Linked DNA regions of Homo sapiens: regions 1 and 2 are each linked to region 3. Evidence: read pairs that join two places in POLR2A ChIA-PET (ENCODE). Cell type or tissue: PC-3. All regions are shown on one strand. Links, peaks and the distances in the headings refer to the core of each region. The heading gives the core; the rest is flanking DNA. Region 1 has its middle 9.0 kb from the start of ITGB4. Region 2 overlaps UBE2O (ubiquitin conjugating enzyme E2 O). Region 3 has its middle 10 kb from the start of WBP2.

Evidence for each region. ChIA-PET counts read pairs that join two places held together with the same protein. Peaks named below come from ENCODE experiments on the same cell type or tissue, not always from the same donor. Only the 100,000 strongest peaks of a DNase experiment are listed, where the experiment ranks them.
Region 1: POLR2A ChIA-PET joins it to region 3 with 5 read pairs; 5 of 35 experiments call an interaction of 5 or more read pairs at or near these places.
Region 2: POLR2A ChIA-PET joins it to region 3 with 6 read pairs; 3 of 35 experiments call an interaction of 5 or more read pairs at or near these places.

What each region holds. Positions count from the first base shown.
Region 1 is chr17:75,709,118-75,715,705 of GRCh38, forward strand. No RefSeq gene overlaps it. Among named protein-coding and RNA genes, the nearest start is that of ITGB4, 9.0 kb to the right of the region's middle. In PC-3, for the core only: no CTCF peak of the experiment used is centred there; a DNase peak (open chromatin) is centred at 3,564.
Region 2 is chr17:76,391,737-76,398,324 of GRCh38, forward strand. UBE2O (ubiquitin conjugating enzyme E2 O) reads right to left here. Exons shown (of 18, transcript NM_022066.4): 12 at 6,519-6,588; 13 at 6,063-6,152; 14 at 4,392-5,085; 15 at 3,989-4,125; 16 at 174-377; 17 at 20-77. Among named protein-coding and RNA genes, the nearest start is that of SPHK1, 10 kb to the left of the region's middle. In PC-3, for the core only: no CTCF peak of the experiment used is centred there; a DNase peak (open chromatin) is centred at 2,675; H3K27ac peaks cover 3,270 bases.
Region 3 is chr17:75,862,132-75,868,719 of GRCh38, forward strand. No RefSeq gene overlaps it. Among named protein-coding and RNA genes, the nearest start is that of WBP2, 10 kb to the left of the region's middle. RefSeq lists enhancers at 2,397-2,691, 2,759-2,918, 2,822-3,322, 6,506-6,588. In PC-3, for the core only: no CTCF peak of the experiment used is centred there; no DNase peak of the experiment used is centred there.

The DNA.
Region 1 (6,588 bases), core at 683-5,682, 150 kb before region 3:
CTCTTTAATTTTGTATCTATTTGGAAATCTCTATAATAAGGGATTTTTTAAGGGCTATTGAGCCTGGTGCAGTGGCTCACGCCTGTAATCCCAGCACTTTGGGAGGCCAAGACGGGCAGATCACAAGGTCAGGAGATTGAGACCATCCTGGCTAACACGGCGAAACCCCGTCTCTACTAAAAATACAAAAAAAATTAGCTGGGTGTGGTGGTGGGTGCCTGTATTCCCAGCTACTCAGGAGGCTGAGGCAGGAGAATGGCGTGAACCCAGGAGGCGGAGCTTGCAGTGAACCGAGATCGCGCCACTGCACTCCAGCCTGGGCGATAGAGTAAGACTCCATCTCAAAAAAAAAAAAAAAAGCCGGGCGTGGTGGCAGGTGCCTGTAATCCTAGCTACTTGGGAGGCTGAGGCAGGAGAATCGCTTGAACCCAGGAGGCGAAGGTTGCAGTGAGCCTAGATTGCGCCATTGCACTCCAGCCTGAGCGACAAGAGCAAAACTCCCTCTCAGGGGCGGAGGGGGTTGGAAGGCTATTAAGCCACACAAAAAAGAACAAGGGGCCGGGCGCAGTGATTCACGTCTGTAATCCCAGCACTTTGGGAGGCCAAGGGACTGGATCCCATGAGGCCAGGAGTTCGAGACCAGCCTGACCAACATAGTGAACCCTCATCTCTACTAAAAAAAAAAAAAAAATAGCTGGTCGTGGTGGCGCATGCCTGTAGTCCCAGCTAGTTGGGAGACTGAGGCAGGAGAATAGCTTGAACCCGGGAGGCAGAGGTTGCAGTGAGCTGAGATTGTGCCAATGCTCTTCAGCCTGGGCAACAAGAGCAAAAACTCCGTCTCAAAAAAAAAAAAAAAGGGAGCCGGGCGCGGTGGCTCATGCCTTTTAATACCAGGACTTTGGGAGGCCAAGGCGGGCAGATCACAAGGACAGGAATTCAAGACCAGCCTGGCCAACATGGTGAAACCCCATGTCTACTAAAAATACAAAAACTAGCCTGGTGTGATGGCAGGTGCTTATAATCCCAGCTACTCAGGAGGCTGAGGCAGGAGAATTGCTTGAAGCCGGGCAGCAGAGATTGCAGTGAGCCGAGATTGCGCCACTGCACTCCAGCCTGGGCAATACAGTGAGACTCTGTCTCAAAAAAAAAAAAACTGAAAAAAAGATCTTCATGGATAGATTATTTGGAGTGATCTTTAGGAGAGATTAAATGAAAAAAGGTATCAAACAGTACATGTAATAAATTATCTTGTATAAGAAGGGAGAAAATACTATACAAATAAAAAATAATTGGCTGGGCGTGGTGGCTCATGTCTGTAATCCCAACACTTTGGGAGGAGGCAGGCAGATCACTTGAGGCCAGGAGTTCGAGACCAGCCTGGCCAACGTGGTGAAACCCCATCTCTACTAAAAATACAAAAATCAGCCGATAATGGTGGTGGGCACCTGTAGTCCCAGCTAGTTGGGAGGTTGAGGCAAGAGAATCACTTGAACCCGGGAGGCAGAGGTTGCAGTGAGCCAAGATCGTGCCACTGCACTGCACCCTGGGCAACAGGGCGAGACTCTTATCTTAAATAATAATAATAATTGCCAGGCGTGGGGGCATGCACCTGTAGTTCCAGCTGCTCAGGTGGCTGAGATGGGAGGATCCCTTGAGCCCAGGAGTTGGAGGCTGCTGTGAGCCAAGATTTCACCACTGCATTCCAGCCTGAACCACAGCAAGACTCCATCTCTAAAAAATAATAATAGAAGAAGGAGCTACAAAAATAAAACCAAATAAATTAAGAAAAATCTCTAATATTAAATTTGAATGATTTGAATGAAGATATCAATATGAACTCAGGATTTAAGAAAAAGATACATTTCCTATCTGTCCATTGCAAGGAGCTAGGACCTCCTGCTTTGTATATGGTGAGTTAAAAAAAAAACAAAACCTGGAAGCAATGACAGACACCCTGGTAGCATCCAGCACACAGTATTCACATCGTGGTCTCTAATACCATTCCCCACTGAAAGGAACCAAGCCGGGGCCCCTTGGAGAAACAGCAGATCCTGAAATCTAAGTAGGACTGGGGCAGTTCTAGAAAGCAGGGAAGACACGGAAGTCAGATCAAAATGTCAAAAAAGCTAGGGTGAAGGGATCTCCTACTGGCCAAATTTGGTTACATTTGAACATGAAGGAAGAATGATTACAATGAATTGTGTGTTTTTTGTTTTTTTTTTTTTTTGAGACAGCGTCTCACTCTGTTGCCCAGGCTGGAGTGCAGTGGCACGGTCTCGGTTCACTGCAACTTCTGCCTCCTGGGTTCAAGCGGTTCTCCTGCCTCAGCCTCCCGAGTAGCTGGGATTACAGATGCCCACCACCACGCCCAGCTAATTTTTGTATTTTTAGTAGAGACGGGGTGTCACCATGTTGGCCAGGCTGGCCTCAAAACTCCTGACCTCAGGTGATCCACCCTCCTTGGTTTTCCAAAGTGCTGGGATTACAGGCGTGAGCCACTGCACCTGGCCTACGATGAATTGTAAACTATTGAGCAAATAAAAATTCTTTCATTCACAGTGATAATTTGAAAAAAAAATGTATTTGCCACCATTAGACTTGAATATATCTACTCCTTACTCTGAAATTGATAATTAGGTGAGAAGAATTAACCATTGTGCACCATTGATGGGATTTTGAAGTGCAACTGCTGTGGAAACAGTATGGCAGTTCTTCAAAAGTTTCTTTTTTTTTTTTAAGACAGTCTCACTCTTGCCCAGGCTGGAGTGCAGGGGTGCCATCTTGGTTCACTGCAACCTACTCCTAGGCTCAAGCAATCCTCCTGCCTCAGCCCCCAAAGTATCCGGGACTATAGGCATGAGCCACCATGCTCGGCTAATTTTTGGTTGGTTGGTTTGTTTTTTGAGACAGTCTCACTCTGTCACCCAGGCTGGCATGCAGTGGTGCGATCTTGGCTCACTGCAACCTCTGTCTCCTGGGTTCAAGCAATTCTCCTGCTTCAGCCTCCCAAGTAGCTGGGACTACGGCACGTGGCGCCATACCCAACTAACTGTTGTCTTTTTGGTAGAGACAGGGTTTCACTATGTTGGCCAGAGTGGTCTCGAACTCCTGACCTCAGGTGATCCACCTCCCTCAGCCTCCCAAAGTGCTGGGATTATAGGTATGAGCCACCATGCCCAGCCAGTCCTTCAAAAGTTAAAAATAGAACTATCATATGACCCAGTGGTCCCACTTCTGGATATATATCCAAAATAATTGAAGGCAGGGTCTCAAAGAGATAGTTACACACCCATGTTCATAGCAGCATCATTCACAGTAGCCAAGAGGTGGAAGTGCCCAAATGTCCATTGACAGATGAGTGAATAAACAAATAATGATATATACATACAATATACATACACGCATACTTAAATATTCAGCCTTAAAAAGGAAGGAAATCCTGTCACATTCAACACATGAATGAACCTCAAGGACGTTATGCTAAGTGCAATAAGCCAGTCACAATAAGAAATACTGAATAATTCCATTTATATGAGACATCCAGTGTAGACAAATTCATAACAGACAGGAAGTAGAATGGTGGTTGCTAGGAACTGGGCATGCAGAAGGGTGAAATGGAGAGTTGCTTAATGGGTACAGGATTTTAGTTTTGCCACATGAAAAGTTCTGGTGATCTGTTACACAACAATAGATATATTGAACTGTACACTTAAAAAATGGTAAAGATGGTGAACTTTAACGTGTTTTCAGGATCTTTTTATATTTTATTTTATTTATTTATTTATTTTAAGACGGAGTCTCGCTCTGTCGCCTGGGCTGGAGTACAGTGGCGCGATCTCCGCTCACTGCAAGCTCAGCCTTCTGGGTTCACGCCATTCTCCTGCCTCAGCCTCCCGAGTAACTGGGACTTCAGGCACCTGCCACCACTCCTAGCTAATTTTTTTTTGTGTTTTTTGTAGAGACGGGGTTTCACCGTGTTAGCCAGGATGATCTCCATCTCCTGATCTCGTGATCCACCTGTCTCGGCCCCCCAAAGTGCTGGGATTATAGGCATGAGCCACCATACCCGGCCCATCTTTTTTAAAAAAAAATATTTTGGGTTGCTGTGTAATAGTAATTTTTTAAAGTTTCTATAACTCAAAACTTTATTTAAAAAAGCATTTACCCTGCATTTTTAGGGGAACATAGTTCATTCCCAGTTGATTAAAGGAAGCTCTATTTTTTTTTTAATCAGAAAGACACTTATTAAATGTAGAAAGGAGCTGGGCACAATGGCTCACACCTGTAATCCCAGCACTTTGGGAGGCTGAGATGGGAAGATCACCTGAGATCAGGAGCTCAAGACCAGCCTGGCCAAATGTCGAAACACCGACTCTACTAAAAAAAAAAAAAAAATTTAGCCAGGTGTGGTGGCATGCACCTGTACTCCCAGGTACTCGGGGGGCTGAGGCAGGAGAATCACTTGAACCCAAGAGGTGGAGTTTGCAATGAGCTGAGATCACGCCACTGCACTCCAGCCTGGGCAACAGAGCGAGACTCTGTCTCAAAAAAAAATAAAAATAAAAAATAAAAAATTTAAAATTTAAAAAATAGGGCTGGGCACAGTGGCTCACGCCTGTAATCCCAGCATTTTGGGAGGCCAAGGTGGGCAGATCACGAGATCAGGAGATCGAGACCGTCCTGGTTAGTACGATGAAACCCCGTCTCTACTAAAATACAAAAAATTAGCCGGGCGTGGCGGCACGTGCCTGTAGTCCCAGTTACTCGGGAGGCTGAAGCAGGAGAATGGCATGAACCCGGGAGGCGGAGCTTGCAATGAGCTGAGATTGTGCCACTGCACTCCAGCCTGGGCGACAGAACAAGACTCCATCTCAAATAAATAAATAAATAAATAAATAAATATTTAAAAAATTAAAATGTAGAAAGGAAGGTAGAAACAGAAAATTGCAATTTTTCAGCCCCAAAAATGATACAGGTGCCCTTAGACTTATAATAGGGTTATGTCCAGATAAACCCATTGTAGGTCAAAAATGTAAGTGGAAGATGCATTTAATACCCTGATAAATCCATAGTAAAGTAAAAAAAATCTTAAGTCAAATCATTGTAAGTCCAAATGCTCAACTTATGATAATGTTACATCCCAATAAACCCCATCTTAAAGTTAAAAAATTCTAAATCAAACCATCTAGGTTGGGGACAGTCTAATTGATTCAAGCCAGGGTCACCAATGAGTGCTAAAACGATTCAGTGAAAGCTTGTTGGGAAACGGACAGGGAGACAAAGCATCATCCTCCTCCCCTAGATAACCTCCTTTTTTTTCTTTTTATTGTTTAATTAATTTTTTTTTGAGACAGAGCCTTGCTCTGTCGCCCAGGATGGAGTGCAGTGGTGCGATCTTGGCTCACTGCAACCTCTGCCTCCTGGGTTCAAGCAATTCTCATGCCTCAGCTTCCCAAGTAACTGGGATTACAGGTACGCGCCACCACACCCAGATCTTTTTTTTTTTTTTTTTTTTTTTTTTTTCTGAGATGGAGCCTTTCTCTGTTGCCCGGGCTGTAGTGTAGTGGTGTGATCTTTGCTCACCACGACCTCCACCTGCCGGGTTCAAGCAGTTCTTCTGCCTCAGCCTCCCGAGTAGCTGGGACTACAGGCACATGCCGCCATGCCTGGCTAATTTTTGTATTTTTAGTAGAGACGGGGTTTCACTATGTTGGCCAGGCTGGTCTCAAACTCCTGACCTCATGATCCGCCCGTCTTGGCCTCCCAAAGTGCTGGGATTATAGTCATGAGCCACAACGCCGAGACTTTTTTTTTTTTTAGTAGAGACGAGATTTCCTCATGTTGACCAGGATTGTCTTGAACTCCTGGCTTCAAGTGATCCACCTGTCTTGGCCTCCCAAAGTGCTGGGATTACAGACGTGAGCCACCGTGCCCGGCTTATTGTTTAATTTAATTTTTTTTTCTTTTAGAGAGACAAGATATCACTCTGTCTGCCAGGCTAGAGTGCCGTGGCTTGATAGCTCACTGCAGCCTCGAACTCCTGGGCTCAAGGGATCCTTTTGCCTTACCTCACAGGTGCACGGCACCACACCCAGCCAATTTTATTTTTATTTTTTGCAGAGCCGGGGCCTCCCTGTGCTGCCCAGACTAGCTTTGCACTGCTGTCCTCAAGCGATCCTCTAGCCTCAGCTTCCCAAAGTGCTTGGATTACAGGTACATTACTTCTTTTTTTATTTTATTTTATTTTTGAGATGGAGTCTCGCTCTGTCGCCCAGGCTGGAGTGCAGTGTCGCGATCTCAGCTCACTGCAAGCCCCGCCTCCCAGGTTCACACCATTCTCCTGCCTCAGCCTCCGGAGTAGCTGGGACTACAGGTGCCCGCCACCACACCTGGCTTATTTTTTGTATTTTTAGTAGAGACGGGGTTTCACTGTGTTAGCCAGGATGGTCTTGATCTCCTGACCTCGTGATCTGCTCACCTCGGCCTCCCAAAGTGCTGGGATTACAGGTAGATTACTTTTTTTTGTTTTTTTTGAGACAGTGTCTCGCTCTGTCGCCCATGTTGGTGTGCAGTGGCGCGATCTCGGTT
Region 2 (6,588 bases), core at 645-5,644, 530 kb after region 3:
CGCTTCAGCCCAACTGTACCTTGGATGGAGATGAGCACCTGGAGAAGGCTGGACTTGCTTGTCCACCTCTCTGTCCCCTGAAACACACAGGGCACCATCAATTCTGTTCCCCAGGCCCCTATCCACCAGTGGCTCTTCCTCCTTCTTGGCTGGGGGCCTGGCCCTATACTCACCTTTCCAATCCAGGTGCCCAGGAGGCTGACACACACCTTCCCATTGTCATACAGGTTGGGGTTCAGGCGGCCACTGCATTGGGAGAGGTAGCAGAAGTGGGGGGGCACGGCTGGGTAGATGTTGGGGAGCTGGATGTCAAACAAGTAGAGGCCATCCTCGTAGGGGGTTCGAGTGGGGCCCTTGATGAGAGCTGAGAAGAGGTCCTAGGTAGGGAGGGAGGGAGGGAGGCCAAGGTTGGCAGGGGTGGAAGGGGGTGTCCTACATGTGGCATCTGCATCTGCACCTGCTCTTTCCCAGGACACTGTGCAGATCACGCAGGAAGAGCAGCACCTGGGACTCCAGATGCCACCAGCAGTGGAGAAGCTAAGGACAAATCTCTCTCTGCAGAACAGCCTGGAATCTTTTTTTTTTGAGACAGGGTCTTGCTGTGTCCCCCAGGCTGGAGTACACTAGTGCAATAATGGCTCACTGCAGCCTCCCAAGTAGCCGGGACTACAGTGTGGGCCACCGTGCCCAGATGATTTTTTTATTTTGTGTACAGACAGGGTTTCACTATGTTGCCTAGGTTGGTCTCGAACTCCTGGGCTCAAGTGATCCGCCTGCCTCGGCCTCCCAAAGTGCTGGGTTTACAGCCCTGAGCCGTCACTGTGCCTGGCCCTTGCCTGGAATCATTGAACCCTGGCTAAGAGAAATACTCGAAGTGAGTTTTTATCTTATCAGGTGTTTTTCCTCATAAATCATTACTTTAAGACTGTATTCCAGCTGGGCGCGGTGGTTCGTGCCTGTAATCCCAGCACTTTGGGAGGCCGAGACGGGTGGATCACTTAAGGTCAGGAGTTCAAGAGCAGTCTGGCCAACGTGGTGAAACCCCGTCTCTACTAAAAATACAAAAATTAGCCAGGCGTGGTGATGCATGCCTGCAGTCCCAGCTACTCGGGAGGCTGAGGTGGGAGAATTGCTTCAACCCGGAGGCGGAGGTTGCAGTGAGCCGAGATTGTGCCATTGAACTCTAGCCTGGGTGACAGTGCGACGCTATCTCAAAAAAAAAAAAAGATTGTATTCCTCAGCCAGACGTGATGGCTCACACCTGTAATCCCAGCACTTTTGGGAGGCCAAGGTGGGAGGACTGCTTGAGGCCAGGAGGTCAAAACCAACCTGGGCAACATAGTGGGACCCTATCTCTACAAAAAATAAAAAATTAGCTGGGCATGGTGGTGCATACCTACAGTCCCAGCTACTCAAAAAGCTTAGATGGGAGGATCACTTGACTCCAGGAGGCTGAGGCTGCAGTGAGCTATGATCACACCACTGCACTCCAGCCTGGGCGACAGAGTGAGACCCTGTCTTTTATTTTTTGGCTTATGTGTTTTTTTGAGATGGAGTATAGCTCTGTCCCCAGGCTGGAGTGCAGTGGTGTGATCTTGGCTCACTGCAACCTCTGCCTCCCAGGTTCAAGCGATTCTCTGCTTCAGTCTCCTCACGCCCGGCTAATTTTTTGTATTTTAATAGAGACGGGGTTTCACCATGTTGGTCAGGCTGGTCTCGAACTCCTGACCTTGTGATCCGCCCACCTTGGCCTCCCAAAGTGCTGGGATTACAGGCGTGAGCCACCACGCCCGGCCAACCCTGTCTTTTAAAAACAAAACAAAACAATTCCTCTAAACACCTGCTCCAACCCTTATCCCCAACAAGGCAAGTAGTACAAGCAGTTTCAAGCTGAAAGGCAGTTCCAGGCTGGTGAGGCCTGGGGAAGGGGGGATGGTCTCACAACCAGAAGCTGACAGTGAGGGTTTGAACTCCATGGGGGAGGTTGGGAGACCACCGCTCCACAGACATCTGGAATCTGTGCATCTATTTGCGTGCATCTGTGCACACACGCGTGTGTGTGGGATCTCAACTGACAGGGCAATGGGCGAGGTCAGTGATGAGCTGAGAAGCAGGGAAGGCAGAGCGCTAGCTGGGGCGAGGGAACCTCTGCACATGCTCTTATCGGTGCCACCCTGGGAGCCTCCAGGGAATGCACTACTTTTCTTCTCCTGAGTGAGATGTGGGGAAAACAGAACAAAACAAAAAATACTGTTTCCATCTTCCCTCAGCAGAGCTGAGACAGGCTAGAATTTTCAAAAGGAATTTTCCTACAACCCAAGAAAAAACCAAAAGCGTTATTAAGAATCTCAAGCAGCACTGGGCCTTAGGACTCTGCCTAGCCCTGTTCCAGGGTTGTGGCTACTCCGGGCCCATCTCAACAGCATCCCGCTTGGCTGCTCTCAGGATCGCTTGGCTGCTCTCAGGATCCCTGCTCTTTCTTTTCTTACTCCCTTCCTTCCAGGACAGGGCCAGAACTGGGGCCTCAGACTCAGATTCAGAGTCTAGCATAGTGCTTGGCTCGATGCACAGGCCCAGTAAGGGACTGCGGAGTCAACAAGGTGGCAGGCAAACGGGCTTGCCTGTTCCGGAAGGATGCACTCAGCGCTGCCTCAGTAAACATGACTCAGAGACACTAGGCCCCGTCCACGAACAGAGGAGTGGGAAAATGGAATGTGGTGTGGCCACATGCTGTCATCCTATTTTGCAGGTAAAAAGGAAGAAACTAGATCATTATGAATCAACACAGGTTGGTCTTAAGCAAATTAGAGATGATGTGTACGACGACATATTCTGTGTGTAAACAAATCATACAAAATATTATGTACTTATGGTGATACATGAAAATGTAAAAATATTTTTTTAGTGTATAAATAATGTAAAAGTATAAAAAAAAGGTCATCCGTTTGGAAGGAGACCCACTAAACTTCCAACAATCCTCTGGGTGTGGGAAGAGGCCTATGATTCGGGGAGAAAGGGAAGTGAGGTCTGGTCAAAGGCAACTTTAGCTCTTCCATTTCCACTCAAAGGATCTGTAATGTTCTAATTTTTCAAAAAGAAAAGTAGGCTTGAGGAGTAATCATAATATAATTAATTTCAAAGTAATTTTTTTTTTTTTGAGATGAAGTCTCGCTCTGTTGCCCAGGCTGGAGTGCAATGGTGCGATCTTGGCTCACTACAACCTCTGCCTCCCAGGTTCAAGTGATTCTCCTGCCTCAGTCTCCCGAGTAGCTGGGATTACTGGCACCCGCCACCACATCCGGCTAATTTTTGTATTTTTAGTAGAGACAGGGTTTCACCGGGTTGGTCAGGCTGGTCTCAAACTTCTGACCTCAGGTGATCCACCTGCCTCGGCTTCCCGAAGTGCTGGGATTACAGTCGTGAGCCACCGCACCCGGCCTATTTCAAAGTAATTTTTTTTTTTGAGACAGAATCTCGCTCTGTCACCCAGGCTGGAGTGCAGTGGCGTGATCTCGGCTCACTGCAAGCTCCACCTCCCAGGTTCACGCCATTCTCCTGCCTCAGCCTCCAGAGTAGCTGGGACTACAGGCGCCCGCATGGTGGCGGGAGAGTTTTTTGTAATTTTTTTTTTTTTTTTAGTGGAGACGGGGTTTCACTGTGTTAGCCAGGATGGTCTCGATCTCCTGACCTCGTGATCCACCCACCTCGGCCTCCCAAAGTGCTGGGATTACGGGTGTGAGCCACTGCGCCCGGCCGAGAAAGTAATTTTTTAAAGGAGGGAGGAAAGAAAGAACCATCTGGCCTGGACACACGGCTGAGTCAGCCCTCACCTGACTGAGCCTGTGACCGCCCCTGTAAAAGGTGGGTGGGTGAGTGTCCTCGCAGGTGCCAGTCAGCCCCGGAGGTTTGGGGACCCAAGGTTGGTGGCCTCTTGGGCACTGGGTGCCCACACAGCACATCTGCACCTGCCCATGCCAAGCCTACTTGCCATTCTATCTTCAAAAGTCTTGACCATGATGCCCTCAGGCAGTGAGGTAGCCAGCAGCGCCATCTCCTTCCGCACTGTGCTGAAGAACTTCTTGGCTTCTGGAGGCTGGAACTCAATTTTCTTAAAAGAATGATTTGCTAGAGGGGGGAAGAGAATAGTCAGTCCCTCATGGAGAGGCCCTGGAGCTCCATCTGCCAACCTGGCTGGACAGGTGAGCACACCCACAGACTTCCCACTCGCCGCTGCTGGCCTCAGCACTGTGACCACACAGGGAAATGGTTTGCCCTGGGGCAGTAGCTGGGGTCTGGCGAGGGGACTAACCACCCTGCACCCAGATCTGGTGACACAAACAGGAGCCCCGAGAAGGCGGGGGAAGGCGAAGACCAGGCAAGGGCTGACTCACAGGGTGCAAACTCCAGTACGGAGAAGACCTCGCCCTTGGCGCTGGTGAAGGTGACGCCAGGCTTGCCGCCACACTGCTGGCACAGCACCGGGGTTTCGCTGGGCCACTCAGCCTTCACAGGTGACTGCCCCTCGGGCTTGTCCTCCTTGCGCTCTACGTCGGGCACTGCTTCCATCTTCTCCTCCTCTACAATGGCCACATTGTCCAGGGTCTTCTTGAGGTTTTCCTGTAGCTTCTTGATGTCATCCAGAAACTTCTTCTCCCGAGTTGGCTTCTCAGGCTCCACAGTCGGAGAGGTGGGCGAGCCCGTCAGCAGCTGCTCCACAGTCATGTTCTTGAGGCTCTCCAGGATCTTGATGGCCTCTTTCAACTCCCGGAAGCTCTTGGGTGGCCCGTCCTTGCCAGCCTTCTCCATCAGCCCGGCCATGGGGGCAGCCATGGCCACAGCCCCCTGGACGGCAGCTGTGGCTGCCTCTTCACTGATCACCACTCCCTTGTCCTCAGGGGCCACCGGCTGCTCCAGGGGTGGGATGGGGGGCTCCTCTATCTTGGGGTGCTCGTCCTCCACCAGCCCATTGTCCGTCTCCCAGCTGTCACTATCATCTTCCCATTCATCCGAGGATGCCCCGCTGGTGCTGCCTTCTACCGAATCGTAGTCTGACTCCTCAATCTCAGACTCTATGTTGTACAAGTGCTGGGGGCAGAAGGGAAGTGCCAGGGTAAGCAGACAGGAAGTCACCTCCCCACCACTAAGGAGGAGCTCTGGGGATCCCTGATCCGCACAGCTGATGGCGACTGGGCTCATGAGGCCTTGGCAACCTCATTCCACCCTTTCCCTGACCTCTGCTCTGGCTTTTGCAGTCCCTAGGTCTCTGGGAGAGGCCCTTCACCTGTCCCACCCTCCAGCTGGACCCAAAGCCCCAGCCAGTGGTCTGTTCCAGCCTCTCCTCCTGCTCTGTGCACTTCGTCAGCATCTGTCCAAGGCGTTAGGGGACCTTGGCAGGCCCAGTCCCACACCTGAAAAGCGCAGGGTCAGCTAATGATGCAGCCAAGGAGGCCTGTGTGGGGAGCTGGGAACATATGACAAGAGGGGACATGTAGAAGGGCCGACATATCCTGCTGCGTTCCCTGGAATGGCCGTTAAGGTGATGGGGCAAGCCATTCCCGCCCCCACTCCTGCCCCCTGTGTGGACCAGGAGAGGAGAGCTGGGCTGTGTGGCTCCAACCAGGAGGCGAGGGAAGGAGAGCCCGTGTAGCCCTTCTGCTCAGGACCCAGCAGGTGGGGCTAGAACTGGGTCGGCTCTCTCCTTTCTCTCCTTCTCTGTTAGAGCTTTCTAAAAAGGGTGGTAGGAAAGTCTCCATCTCCTTTTAGGAGGGAACTTGCATTCTTCGTAGCATAGTGAGCTGACAATCCAGGAAAATCCTGGAGGTTTGTGAAAGTCTACATGCACCCAGAGATGGACGTGAAGAGATTGCTGGGAGAAGCGAGGCTGGTGGGCCAACTGCAGGCCTGCACCAAGGGCTGTGTGGAATGCCTGCCTTTCCCCTCACGCTTTCGCTGAGATCTCACCAGGAAGACCTGAGAGCCCATCTTCTGGCTACACGCCTGTGGCCCCCGGCCCAAGTTGCCATAGTCACAAGCTCAGCAGGGGGGTCTTGCCAGAGCCTCACCTGGGGCAGGATGATGGTCTTTGAGTTGTCAGCCCACACCACCTCCACCTTGCTGCTGACGTCCACACGGGCCACCTGGCCCACCGATGGCTGCTGGGCAAAGGGGACAAAGTCAGGGGGCCCAGCTCAAGCTCCAGCTCCCCAGCCCCTCCTGTGCTCTGCAGTGACTGACATCATGCCCACCTGGCTTGTGACAAGGAACTTAGCTCCTCTGGTAAATGTAACCAGCGGCAGCTCAAGAAGCCTGACCCCAGAAGGGAGGCAGGGAAACAAGTCCTTCTGCAGCTGCTAGTGCTGAGCGGCAGCTTGACTCTGGGGCAGCTGCCCTTCTGAGGACACTGAGCCCAGAGGACTTTCAGGTCTTGTCTCCTAGAGCCACCTGGTGGCAGCATCAGGGACTGCAGCTGGTGCACAGGGCAGTGAGCAGCCATCCAGAACTTGAATTTGAAGGCGTACCTCATCCTCCTTGTGAGGAGCCCCATCCTCAGTATTGCCGATGCGGATGACGATGTCAGTTGTACGGAAC
Region 3 (6,588 bases), core at 636-5,635:
AAGAGGGAGGCAGAGAGCTACCAAGATTGCTACACGGATTGCTACATATTGTCAACAAACCACCAGAAGCAAGGAGAGCGTCAGGGGACAGATTCGCTCTCACAGCCTCAGAAGGAGTCAACCCTGCCCGTACCTTGATTCCAGACTTCGGTCTCCAGCACTGAGACAATACATTTTGATTGTTTTTGTTTGTTTGTTTGTTTTGAGACGGAGTCTCACTCTGTCGCCCAGGCTGGAGTGCACTGGCGCGATCTCAGCTCACTGCAAGCTCCGCCTCCGGGATTCACGCCATTCTCCTGCCTCAGCCTCCCGAGTAGCTGGGACTACAGGCGCCCGCCACCACGCCCAGCTAATTTTTTTGTATTTTTAGTAGAGACGGGGGGGGTTCCACCGTGTTAGCCAGGATGGTCTCGATCTCCTGACCTCGTGATGTGCCCGCCTCGGCCTCCCACAGTGCTGGGATTACAGGCGTGAGCCACCGCACCTGGCCCATTTTGATTGTTGAAGCCGCCTGGTTTGTGGTATCTTGTTACGACAGCCCAGCGCATTAATATAGTGGGTTTGGAGCTAAGAGTCAAGAGTTTGGCATCATCCCCAAAATGTGCTTGGCCCAGGGCAGTGGGGCCTCAGCTGCAGCTAGAAGCCCTTGGAGCCGGGCGCAGTGGCTCACACCTGTAATCCCAGCACTTTGGGAGGCCGAGGCGGGTGGATTACCTGAGGTTGGGAGTTCAAGACCAGCCTGACCAACATGGAGAAACCTTATCTTTACTAAAAAATATACAATTAGCCAGGCATGGTGGCGCACGCCTGTAATCACAGCTACTTGGGAGGCTGAGGCGAGAGAACTGCTTGAACCCTGGAGGCAGAGGTTGCGGTGAGCCGAGATCATGCCATTGCACTCCAGCCTGGGTGACAGAGTGAGACTCTGTCTCAAAAATAAAAATAAAAATAAAAAATAGAAGCACTTGGGCTCAGACGGTCGGCATCTGAGCAGCAGCAGACCCAGTGGAGAACAGAGTGGAGGCTCTCCCATCTGAGGCCCCGGTGGGGTGGCTCATGCCTGTAATTCCAGCACTTGGGAGGCCAAAGTGGGTGGATCACTTGAAGCAAGGAGTTCGAGACCAGCCTGGCCAACATGGTGAAACCCTGTCTCTACTAAAAATACAAAAATTAGCCGGGCGTGGTAGCGCACGCCTGTAATCCCAGCTACACAGGAGGCTGAGGCAGGAGAATCACTTGAACCCAGGAGGCAGAGGTTGTAGTGAGCTGAGATGGTGCCACTGCACTCCAGCCTGAGCAACAGAGTTGGTGCAGGGAAGAAAGCTCTCCCATCCCCTGGGCACCATGGAATCACCATATAATGCCAGGTGCAGTGGCTCTCGCCTGTAATCCCAGCACTTTGGGAGGCCGAAGTGGGCCAATCACCTTAGGTCAGGAGTTTGAGACCAGCCTGGCCAACATGGTGAAACCCTGTCCCTACTAAAAATACAAAAATTAGCCAGGCATGGTGGTGGGCGCCTGTAATCCCAGCTACTCAGGAGGCTGAGGCAGGAGAATCACTTGAACCTGGGAGGCAGAGGTTGCAGTAAGCCAAGATTGTACGCTCCAGCCTGGATGACTCCGTCTCAATAATAATAATAATAATAATAATAATAATAATAATAATAATAATAGTGATTCTACTGAGGGGGAAGATGCCCCTCCCCATATGCCTGAAGTTGAATTTCTTACTTTCTTGGCAAAGGGCAGCTTATAATCACATTTTTTTTTTTTGAGACGGAGTCTCGCTCTATATGGCCCAGGCTGGAGTGCAGTGGCGCCATCTCGACTCACTGCAAACTCCGCCTCCCGGGTTCACGCCATTCTCCTGCCTCAGCCTCCCGAGTAGATGGGACTATAGGTGCCCGCCACCACGCCCGGCTAATTTTTTGTATTTTTAGTAGAGACAGGGTTTCACCGTGTTAGCCAGGATGGTCTCGATCTCCTGACCTCGTGATCCGCCCGCCTCAGCCTCCCAAAGTGCTGGGATTACAGGCGTGAGCCACCGTGCCTGGCCTATAATCACATTTTACTTGATTTAGGGAAACTACTCAAATGGACATTTCTTTTACCTGAGTTTGGGGGAACAAATTTGTGCTTGATACACCAAGTCTTTTTCTTTCAGCCAGTTGTCCTCTTTCTAATACGCCAGTGAGAAAAATAAAACTCCTGGTAAGTCATTGGTAACTTTCTGCCACTCACCGTTGGTTGCTCTGCTGCGGAGTGGCAGATGCCCTGTGAGGCGTTGGTGATGTTTGGTGACGTGGAAGTGGGCTATTTTGGATGAGTCCTTTTTGGCCGTGGGTATTTCAAGAACACAAATTGCCCGCTCCCTCATCAGAAGCAGGGCCAGAGCGTGTCTGGGGCTGTTTCTGGTTGCTATAGAGATGGGCCCCACCCTGAAGTTCCCGCTGGGACCTCCTGGCTCTGTCAAGTTCAGTTTCCCCAGACACAGCTGCAAGGCCTGTTCTGAGCAATTCCTGCTGTTAGAGTGTTTATACACACCTCGAGTGCATTTCCGCTTCTGAGCCTCCAAAACCACAGAAAGCCAGAAAGGGGCGGTGTGACCTCTGAAGATGTCCGCATCCCAGTACTGAGGAGCCTTGGCTGGAGGGACCCCCCTCTACACCAGAGAGCTGGAGGAGAGGAGGGACCAGGGGAGGTGCTTAAGGGCCTGGCCCCTCCCTGCTATTATATTTCTGGTCCCCCTTCCCAGAGTTAGGGGGCTCTTCTCCACTTCCCTGGCAAGATGCAAGGTGGCAGTTTTAGTCATTTTCATCCTCTTTTTCCCCTCCTTAAGCTTATCTCTCACCTAAATAATAGAATGATTTTGAAACTTCAAACCCTTTTTTTTTTTTTGAAATGAGGTCTCACTCTGTCACCCAGGCTGGAGTGCAGTAGTGTGATCTCAGCTCACCGCAACCTATGCCTCCTGGGCTCAAGCAATCCTCATACCTCAGCCTTCAGAGTAGCTGAGATCCCAGGTGTGCGTCACCATGCCTGGCTAATTTTTTTTTTTTTTTTGTATTTTTGGTAGAGATGGGGTTTCACCATGTTGCCCAGGCTGGCCCTGAACTCCTGAGCTCGTGATCCTCCCGCCTCAGCCTCCCTAAGTGCTAGGATTACAGGCGTGAGCCATGGCGCCCAGCCGAAACTTCAAATCTGATTGTACTGTTTCCCCATGTGAGACCATGCCCTGGCTTCCCATTGTTCCTAGGAAAAGTCCAGAATCCTTACCAGGCTCTGCTCTGCAGGACCTGGCCTGCCACCTCGGGCCTCTCACCCTTCTGCCCTGCACTGCTGTCCCCTGCAGCGCCCTGGCTGGTCTCGAGCCCACACCCATCCTTTCTGTCTTGTTAACTCCTCCTTGTCTTTCAGGCCTCAGCAGTCCTTTCTTCAAGGAAATGAGCCCTAGAAATGGCCTTCTGCCAGCCCCATTAGGGTTCCTTCTTATGGCCACTGTCCTTTTCTTTCTTTTTTTTTTTTTTTGGCAGGGGAGGGGGGACGCGTGGTAAAATATACATAACATAAAATTCACCATTATAACCTTTTTTTTTTTTTTTTTTTTTTTGAGACGGAATCTTGCTTTGTCACCAGGCTGGAGTGCAGTGGCGCAGTCTCGGCTCACTGCAAGCTCCACCTCCCGGGTTCAAGTGATTCTCCTGCCTCAGCCCCCTGAGTAGCTGGGACTACAGGTGCCCGCCACCACACCCAGCTACTTTTTGTATTTTAGTAGAGACGGGGTTTCACCATGTTGGCCTTGATCTCCTGACCCCGTGATCCACCCACCTCGGCCTCCCAGAGTGCTGGATTTACAGGCGTGAGCCACCACGCCCAGCCAATTTTAACCATTTTTAAATGTACACTTCAGGGGCTTTAAGTGAATACGTTGTTGTGCAGCCATCAGCACCATCCATCTCCAGAACTTTATCATCATTCCACACTGAAACTGTCCCCATTAAACACCAACTCCCCATTCCCTGTTGCCCAGCCCCTGGCAACCTCCATCGTATTCTAGGGACCTCATATATAAATGGAATCATAAAGTATTTGTCTTTTTGTGATTGGCTTATTTTACTTGGCATAATGTCTTCAAAGTTTATCCAAAGTGTAGCATATGTCAGAACTTCTTGATTGTTTAGGGATGAATAACAGTCCACTTTGTGTGTGTATATACATTTTTTTTTTTGCTTATTTATTCATGTGTCTATGGACACTTGGATTGTCCCAGGCTGGAGTGGAATGGTGTGATCTTGGCTCACTGTAGCCTCCACCTCCTGGGTTCAAGGGATTCTCCTGCCTCAGCCTCCAGAGTAGCTGGGATTACAGGCTCCTGCCACCACACCCGGCTAATTTTGTATTTTTAGTAGAGATGGGGGTTTCACCCTGTTGGCCAGGCTGGTCTCGAACTCCTGGCCTCAAGTGATCAACCTGCCTCGACCTCCCAAAGTGCTGGGATTACAGGTGTGAGCCACTGCACACGGCCTGCTTTCAGTTATTTTGGATACGTATCCAGAAGTGGGGTTGCTGTGCTTTTCTTTGATAGTACTTAGTACAGTGACACCTATCCCACAGCCGTTTGTGTGGTGCCTGTGAGGACAGGGGCATCTCTGTGACGCCCACTGCTGTATCCCTGGCACTGAGCACTGTGCCCTACAGTGATTAAATATTGTCTTGTTGGCCATGTGCGGTGGCTCACGCCTGTAATCCCAGCACTTTGGGAAGCTGAGGTGGGCGGATCACCCGAGGTCAGGAGTTCAAGACCAGCCTGGACAACATGGAGAAACCCCATCTCTACTAAAAATGCAAAAATTAGCTCAGTGTGGTGGTGCACACCTGTAATCACAACTACTCGGGAGGTTGAGGTAGGAGAATCACTTGAACCCGGGAGGCAGAGGTGGCAGTGAGCTGAGATTGTGCCACTGCACTCCAGCTTGAGAGACAGAGTGAGACTCCAACTCAAATATATATATATATTATATATATAAAATACATAATATATGATAATTGTATATGTATAATATAATATATAATATATATTTGAGTTGGCGTCTCTGTATCTACATAGAGAGACACTCTACATAATATATATATTTTTTATATATATATACAATAGTTTTGTTTTGTTTTAGAGACAAGGACTCACTCTGTCACCCAGGCGGGAGTTCAGTGGTGCAATGGTAGCTCACTGTAGTCTTGAACTCCTGGGCTCAAGTGATCCTCCCACCTCAGCCTCCTGAACAGCTGGGCCTGCAGGCACGCACCACCACCCCGGCTAATTTGTTTTTATTTTTACAGAGACAAGGTCTTGCTATGTTGCCCAGGGTAGTCTTGAACTCCTGAGCTCAAGAGTCCCCTTGCCTTGGCTTCTCAAGGTGCTAGGATTACAGGTATGAGCCACCTCACCTAGCCTAATTTTTTATTTTTATTTTAGGCATGGGGTCTCACTGTGTTGCCCAGGCAGGTCTGGAACTTCTCACCTCAAGCGATCCTCTTGCCTCAGCCTCTCAGATGTTGGGATTACAGGCATAAGCCACTGTGCCCAGCCCTGATACATTATTGTTGAATGAGTGAGTGAAAGTTTCCTATCAAAACGGGTAGAACAAGATGTAGTGTCTGGAAAACTTAGGTGTGGGCTAATCTTAGCCCCTGAAAAACAGATGCTTGGGATCCCCCATGGATCTCTGTCACCCAGGCTGAAGTGTGGTAGTGTGATCACAGCTCACTGCAACCTTGAACTCTGGGGCTCAAACAACCAGTACTCCCACCTCAGGCTTCTGAGTGACTGGGACTACAGGCTCACGCCACCACTCCTGGCTAGTTTTTTATTTGTTTATTTATTTTTTTTTGGTAGAGACGGGATCTTGCTATGTTGCCCAGGCTGGTCTCCAACTCCTGGGCTCAAGCGATCCTCCCACCTCAGCCTCCCAAAGTTTTGGGATTATAGGTGTCAGCCCCCAAGCCCAGCTGTTTTTTATTTATTTTATTTTATTTCAGTCGGAGTCTCCTTCTTATAACCCAGGCTGGAGTGCAATGGTGCCGTCTCAGCTCACTGCAACCTCCGCCTCATGGATTCAAGCCATCATCCTGCTTCAGCCTCCCAAGTAGCTGGGATTAGCCACCATGCCTGGCTAATTTTTGTATTTTTAGTAGAGACGGGGTTTCACCATGTTAGCCATACTGGTCTCAAACTCCTGACCTCAGGTGATCCGCCCGCCTCGGCCTCCCAAAATGCTAGGATTACAGGCATGAGCCACCATGCCTGGCCTGTTTTTTATATTAAAGCAATATTGGGCTGGGCTTGTATATTAAAGCAGCATTGGGCTAAAAATACAAAAATTAGCTGGGCGTGGTGGTGCACGCCTGTAGTCCCAGCTATTGAGTAAAATTCAAAGTTTGAATGTCATTTAAAGATAAAGTACAGGCCGGGGGTGGGCATTGTGGCTCATGCCTATAATCCCAGCACTTTGGGAAGATGAAGTGGGAAGATTGCTTGGGCCCGGAAGTTGGAGACCAGCCGGGTCAACATAGCAAGACCCCATCTCTATT